Linked DNA regions of Homo sapiens: region 2 is linked to region 1. A link is a loop called in an ENCODE intact Hi-C map of the cell type or tissue named here. Cell type or tissue: IMR-90. All regions are shown on one strand.

Region 1 (4,000 bases):
CAAACTCTAAGTATGAAAAATATTTAGCACTATTTCTCAACAACTTGCAGGATAAGAAACTGCCCAGATGATAAAATTATAATTTAGAGATTGAGTCATTATTTAGCTCTTAGGGTGTTTTTTCAATAATTAATCATTTAATTGCCTTCCTATGTGACTTTCCTAATTGTAATGCCTGTGGTAGTTATATTAGAATATGTAAGATACCATTTGGTTTATTTTAAAGATCATGGCTGGGTGTCTCTGCTCTGTTCTTTGCAGGGACTAGTATATATGTATTTCACCATGGCACATTTAAGGATAAGCGATATTTGTTAAATCCTTAAACAGCTGTTTCTAATGTTCTGCCCTGTGCATTGTGTTGATTAGCGGCACGTGGCATGGCGATCACACATGGTTCAGAAGAGAGGCTTTCAGAGGCCCTCACCAAGTTCCCCAACACTCGCCTCAATCACAGATGCTCGCCGACAACGTTTCTTCAGCTGTTCTGATAGCTTCTTTCCCCCTCAGTTGACCATTGAAATGGCTGATCTGTTTGCATTGATAGGGGTCATTTAAACAACAGTTATGAGACAAACATTATTGAGTAGCTATTGTGTGTCCGACACTGCATGGAGCCCTGGAAAAGCAAAGGTAATGCATTCAATGTTTTCAGCAAGGAAAAATAATTCTTTGATCACTTAATTGTTGGGGGTTTTGTTGTCAAGGAGTTCATCTTTACCCACATGGCACCTTTGTAGTAGAAGAAAGATAACATTCGTTGGCCATTTATTAAGTGCCAGGTTTTTTTTTCCTTAACAAATCCAATTCTATGCCTCAAAGCACCGCTCTGGGATGAGAATTTTTTAAGCTTCATTTTGCAGATGGGAAAACTGGGGCTCTGAAAGGTTAAGTCACTTGCCTGTGAGTGAGTGGCAGAACTTCACCAAGCTACCTAGGAACAAGTCCCTGGATACTAAGAACTCAGAACAAATGGCAGAAAATGAGTCCACATATCCCTTGCTGAAGAATTGCTCCCTTAGAGGGTCAAAGCAAAATATCACGAATATTAGAGCAAGCAAATTTTGTGACATCAGAGCATAGGGAGAAATAGATGCTTGTGCAAATAGGAGAGGGGTAAAAAAATCCCTTATTAAAAACCTCAAAAACGCAATCACCCTTTCCAAGTGCCAGGCATTAGTAATTTGCTCACCACCCTTCCCTGCAGGCCTGTATGTTTTAACACAACCAATTCTTTTGTATTGCAGGCATGACACCCATTTTTCTGCTACTCGGACAGAGTCACTTAACAATGATACGATGCAAATATTTGTCCCCGGGTGCTAGGCACACTGTATTTCAATCTGAGATCCGTGAGGAGCAGCTTATGAGCCACTTCTAATGGCATTGAGCATCTTCCTCCAATCTACATTCACATCAGTTCCATTTTCAAATGAGTCAAATGGGAAGCTGAAGTTAGCCAGTCAGAGCTTAACACCTCTGATTTATGGTCAGAAGTATCTTAATAGGATCATTCATTTTCCTTTGCTCGTTCAGAACATCTGATGTTACAAGTTCCTGGAAATGTTCGTGTATCCTCTGGTTCTGCAAAAATATAATCTTTATCTCCAAAAGTGACCTTCAAATGAGCAGGAAATGAAAGCCGGCCGCTCTTTCTCAGTCACCTTGCCTTGCTTTATTGATGTGTCATAATGGAAATCTTGAGAGCCAGGAATCTCAGAATTATTATGATATTTTAATCTTTTTAGGTTAAGTGTAAATGTGAAGGTGTAGGGCAAAAAGCATTAGTTTAGGCTTGGCTTTATGAAGTATTTCTTTCTCGCCCTTTTTCTCCTTGTTCAGTTGTTTTAGAGAGTACGTCTCACACGCAAATCCTCAGTTTCTGGGCTTTCATGAACTTGGTCTTCACTTCTTATACCTTCCTCAGTGGCTTGATTTATGAAATTGGTTGGAACAACTTTAAGCACCCCCTTACCTCTCACCCTTTATTCCCCTTCTCCTTTCCTCACCTCAGCACCTCAGCACTAGATCCTTTGTTTCTACTACATATTTAAAAAATATTGCCAAACAAACAAATCTAACTGCACTCTGGTTATTTGTCTCCATTCTCACAGGAAATTTGTGTATTTAAACACCTGCTTTGTTCAGTGTGAGACTGCACATGTCAGGATACAGAGGGCTCCAGGCCCCAAATACTCCAGTTTTCTAAGTAGCTTAGTGTTGATCATGATCTTGCACAAAAGCTATGGTCTTGCTATTATTCTACTTCTTGATGATGAGCTTCCAATCTCAAACCATCAGAGTGATCTTTTTACAACATGCATCTCTAGAATTGGTACTCTAACATGTTCTTTGGTTGAGATGAACCCTTAGTAATGGTTCTGACTTGCTTTACCTAGGGTAATAATTTATCCTCCTGAGGCAGAAATAATTGCTAACTACTCGAATCTAAATGAATCTCAAAGACAATAAAAATTAGGACAAAGTAGTGAATTTATAGAGATGTTCTAGTAAATATAAAAATAATCTTTCTCACATCATGATTTCTTAGCCACAAGATCACCCCAAAATAATTAGTTTTAACTGTGCACTGAGCTTGTCTGAGACAACCAGATTTTTTTTTTTTTTTTTGGTCTCCTATTACCTAATATGTTCTTTAGGAAAGAAAAACTGTCTTGGCTTTTTTAAATTGCTAAATTAATAAATTCTCACTGTAAAAAAAATCAATACAGTAATACACAAAATAAAAAATAAAGACTGCTTACCAATGTCACACTCCATAGATAACCACTTAAAAATTTAATTTCTATCTTTCCAGGTCCTATATAGAAAAGTAGATATATAGGTATAATATTCAGTTACATTTAATAAATATATAATGAACGAATATTTCTATCCTAATATTTGTAATATTTCATTGGCTTTATAGTTTGCATCCTTTTTCTGAAGGCTGTATACTGTGGCAATAACACCAGAAGGACTACCCTGGAATTGGGGGGGCTGACAGCTGTCCAATTGGCCTGTACCGAATGGATTGAGCATCCGACACATTACATTTGAAGGCCTCAAGGAGATATTTTATTATCAGATTTAACAGACCACATACTCTTTCCTTTAGGGAGGTCATAAAATTCCCAGATTATGGGAGCAGATCTTGTGCTCAATTTTCAGTTCTCTGTCTTAAGCTTGAATTCTTTTTTACTGTACTAAGATCTGTCAATGGAACTTTGGTTAAGTTCCCTCCTGTGGCCAAAGACTTCTTTCCTACATATTTGTTTTTATAATAATGTGGTTGTTTTTAAAAAGATGGACTTCCCACCTAAAATAATACAATAAGGGTCATTTTTTTGTTGCTGAAAATATCTATCTGAGCTAATGAGATTGTTAATATAAACTGATGAAGCCAAAATGTTTGTGATAGTTCAATAATAATCATAAACCCAATGGGAAGTTTCCTCGGGGTAGAAAAGTACCTCTCGTAATAGATAATGAACTGTAAAGAGGAGAAGAGCCTGGTTCTGTCTCCTTTTTGTTGACAAAAAAGGGAGGGAGATGACATCTTTATATGTTAATTTGGCATAAAAGTCAAGTCCAGGTAGTGAAGGCGAATCCTAAGTCTTCCGTTTCAAAAACATTTTACAAACTAAAAGACACGTCAGCAGGAAAGACTGTTTGGGGCTTTATTTTCTACTGGTAGCCAGTTTTGGTTAGGTGTTCTGTTCCACAAAGTAGGATTTCAAAATCTCTGTTCCTCTGGGCATACAACTGTCCTAGTCCAGCTACTTTTGGTCAGCTCCTTTCTGTGGTTAGAAACTTTCAGTTCAAAACAGTCACACCACAGCTTTTTTTATTGTCCTCTTTTTCCATTTTATTTCTACTGACTATAATCTTAAGGCATTAGACTCCGTTGCTTGCCTTCCCGTTGTTAATGTCCACTAGAATCGGTCAAGTTTCTCACTTTCCCATAAATAGGGACATAACAGGAATCTGGTTTAGTTTC
Region 2 (4,000 bases), 300 kb before region 1:
ATAGACAATTGTGGTAGCGGCTGACCATTTATTTAATTATGTGGTAAGTACCACATGATGAGAGGGCAAAGTTAATTGATGATTTGGGCTATCTCAGCCAGGGTACAGTTTACATGGCAATTACGCTGGGATCATCTAACTGTAATTGGCAAGTAATTTTGTAAGTGAAGGAACATGACAGCTCATTTACATGGTGTTCACTGAGTAAAATTTGGGGACATTTATCAACTACTTCCAAGTGAAGAGTGATTGTATCAGTGTCTCCCAAAATGCCACAAGCTGTTTAAAAGTTACATGGGAGGTTTTTTGTACAAATCTCCATGCATTCATTTCCCTGAACATTTGCTAGTTATGTGCTGTGTGCCAGGCACTGTCCTAGACACTGAGGATACAAAAATGAGTAAAATAAAGAGTTCTACTCTCAAGGAACTCATCTATGCGAAGCAGACACATCAATAATTTTAACACAACGTAGTATGTGAAGGTTTGAGCTCTGTACAAGTACTATGGGTGCCAAGGGTGGGGAAACCAGTTAGGTGGAAGATGGTTAGGGAGAGCTTGCTAGAGAAGGTCACACCTGAGATTAATCTTAAAGGATGCCCAGGGCTTTTCAAGGGGAAGAGCTTGCCAGGCAGAAGTGCCAGCCAGAGTAGAATCGGAGCAAGACAGCTGGTGTGAGCTGGAAACTTTAAGCAATCCAGGTACATTTCAAGGCAGATATGTAGCCTGTGAAGTTGCATTAGCTGGCATCTCAGAGGGCCCTGTAGGTCATGCTCAGGGCCTGGGTCTTATTCTCTACCCTGGCAAGCCATTGGAGAGTCTTAATGTCAGAGCTGTTTTGTAGGAAGGTCATTTTGTATAATAAAGCCACTTGCATTATTGCAGTATGCCAGGCTCCATTCTGCATGTATCAAGGCATTTCATCCTCACAATAAACCCCATGAAGTAGGTATTAACATTTCCCGTCATCTATAGATGAAGAAACTGAGTACACAGAGGTTGGCCAAAGCTACACAGTGAGTGATGGAGGAGCCAGGATTTGAACACAGGCTGTCCTGCTCCAGAGCCCTTGCTTGTCAACAGCCCCATTCTACAGCATGTCATAACTCTCTTGACACAGCTGACTGCAATTCCTTGTTTACACAGTGTCCCCTACCCCCACCCCAACACACACACACACACACACACACACACACACACACACACACACACACACAGCTGTGAGCTCTGTGAGGGCAGGGACCATGTCTATCTTGTTTATAGCCATATCCTTCAAGCTTAAGACACTACCTGCACCTTCATAGACATGCAACAAATAAGAAATAAGTCTAGTTTTGAGGAGGGTTGTGATTCGAGTTGACCTGGCAAGGGATGATGATGAAAGCCTGAATCTAAGGCAGTGTCAGTCAATAAGGAGAGATGAAGAAGGGGAAATAAATGGTCAGGGTTTGTTGATTGATTGGATGTGTGGGTCTTGTTGGAATATTCTCACAGTGCTTCTGATTTCCAACCCATGCACTGGAGGGATGACTTGGCAAAAGAATGTGAAGCAGTGGGAAGCTTACACTGCTCTTCACAGAGCTCTTAAATTCCTTACAAGAAATGTTGCAGACTCAGGATGAGACATTAGAAGAGACTTCCCTTGAGGTGGTTAAAAATAGAAGGGACACATCTGCCTGGGATGGTTGAGAGACAGAGCTGCCCTTGGGTAGATGAGTGGTTAGATAGCCTTTGGGATTCTTCCCCTTTTGAAAATGCTCTGATTTAAAATAAATCAAAATTCTCCCAAGCTGCCTATGCTTAACTGCCTGGCTTAGAGAAGATAAAACCAAAGTGTTCAAGGGCTGGAAAATATTGAGTCCAAATGCCTGGATGATAAATAAGGAAATAGAAGCCACGGTGGGTTAAATGACTCATCCCAGGGCACACACTTGAGGCAAAAGGAATACCCAATCATTGGATTATCAGTCTGGGCTTGCTCTTCCCCATGTCTCATACAGCAGCATTTATGTTTTGGGGGGTCCTCTGTGGGAAGGCCTGTGCTGGGTAGAAGCACACAGCAAAGGAAACCTGGTATCTGCCCTTGAGGAATTCAGAGAACCTCAACAATAAAGAACCCTTATCACCTGAAAATGTCACAAAGTACCATCTATTACGTAGACTATTTGGAAAATAGAGAAAATGAATTTTAAAATTCGTAATGATTTTTTTAGCCTCACTCATTGCCTGGCACTGCTTTAACGCTTTATATTTATTATCTCCAATTCTCCGTGTTTTAATGCTTTACATTCATTATCTCTAATTCTTACAGCTGCCTGCAAGTTAGATAGTATGATTTCCATTTTATATTTCAGAAAACTAAAGCACCCAGAACTTGTTCCATAAGATCAGACCATGGTAACTCCAAGTTCAACCCTGTACAAATTATATTAACATTTTGTTGTATTTTTTGCAGTCTTTTTCTAAGTACTAAGACTATTTACTTACATATATGTAATTTTATCATAGATACAATTTGGAATCTTCATTTTTTGTGGCATGTTCTATGTATTTTCCATATGATTGTTTAGTCTTCATTTTGATGGCTATCTAATGTCTGATCAAGTTTTCAGGAGGTTCTTAAATGCTTACTCATAGAAATCTTCCGATTCTTGGTATATATGGCATTTTAAAGATATATTTTGAGGACTGGTACCTCTGCCCATCCTCTTTGGATGGCATTGTGGAGAGGAGAAGAGAAACTACACAGAGGATCATGGCTTTCTTCTCCCCCAGGAGCCCCTCTGAGAATGGAGAGTGGTTCTGGGCACAGCTCAGAGTGGAGCCTGGGCAGAGATGGCCTGAGGCAGATAGCAGGTGACTTTTCAAGGCTTGGCTTTTCTGACTGAACACACATTCTTCCTCCTGCCCTTGTAAAAAGGCAAGTTTTCATTTTCTTAGGGTAGTAAAAATCTTTTGTGTGAAGAAAAAGTGTCGTCAAGTGTCTTATTCATCAGCATATATACCATCTCTTTAAAATGACAGTGGGAGTAAAAGTTCATCAGTTCAATATGTCTTTCACATTTGGAGACTCCTGACTAATAACCTCTGGTATTTATCATCAGAACAGCCAAAGAACTAAATTCTGGCACATGCTTCTCTCACGCACTGAGAAAAACTTAAAAAGACAGAAGATTTTCTCCATTTTTTCTTCTATTCACTTAGAAGGAAAAGCATACCTTTTTTAATTAAAAAAAATATGAGCACGCAGAAACATCTGGCCTGTATTACCACAGCAGCTTCCTAAATGGCTTCCTTGTCTCCAGTCTGCCCTTTAAAAATCAACACTATATGCAACAGCTAGAAAGATTTCTAGATCACAGATTTGCACCAGCCACTCTCCCATGTCACTGGCATATTCTTCCATGACTCTTTCATGGTTCTTGGGGTCAAGTCCTGTGTAGCCATAGCTGCTGTCTCTCCTGCTTGCACCCTGCCCCAGCCACACTGAGCTGCTTGTGGCTCCCTGCTTCATGCTATAATGTAGGATTATCTTCAGGCCCGTGTACAAATCAGTTCTTTCTCCACAAGCTCCCTGCTAGGCTCTGCTGAACCTGGATCCCAGCATGGGCTCCCACAAACCCTATCCAGCTATTATACAGAATATAAACTTCCATCTTGTTTGTATTTTATTTTATGTTAGAGACACAGTCTTGCTCTATTGCCCAGGCTGGAGTGCAGTGGTATGATCATAGCTCACTGTAACCTTGAACTCCTGGGCTCAAGCAGTCTTCCCGCCTCAGCTTCCCGAGTAGCCAGAACTATATGTGCATGCCACCACACCCAGCTAATTTAGCCTTGTTTTTGCTTGGTCAGCATAATTCCTATATAAAATTTTTTAAAAAAACTTGAATCCCATTGGGCAAGGCATATCACTGTTTAGTTTGCTTAAGGCCCGACCACTCTGTGTTATACACTAAACCCTAATCACACATTTATTCTACGCTGGGTCTTATAAAGC

What was found. A loop is a pair of places that touch in the nucleus more often than their neighbours do. Peaks named below come from ENCODE experiments on the same cell type or tissue, not always from the same donor. Only the 100,000 strongest peaks of a DNase experiment are listed, where the experiment ranks them.
Region 2: a loop joins it to region 1, with 2.5 times the contacts of the local background. A loop is called at or near these places in 1 of 110 quality-filtered maps.

What each region holds. Positions count from the first base shown.
Region 1 is chr14:32,893,375-32,897,374 of GRCh38, forward strand. No RefSeq gene overlaps it. Among named protein-coding and RNA genes, the nearest start is that of NPAS3, 44 kb to the right of the region's middle. In IMR-90, no CTCF peak of the experiment used is centred here; no DNase peak of the experiment used is centred here; H3K4me3 peaks cover 407 bases.
Region 2 is chr14:32,591,846-32,595,845 of GRCh38, forward strand. All of the region lies in intron 5 of AKAP6 (A-kinase anchoring protein 6), which reads left to right. Among named protein-coding and RNA genes, the nearest start is that of AKAP6, 260 kb to the left of the region's middle. In IMR-90, no CTCF peak of the experiment used is centred here; a DNase peak (open chromatin) is centred at 1,596.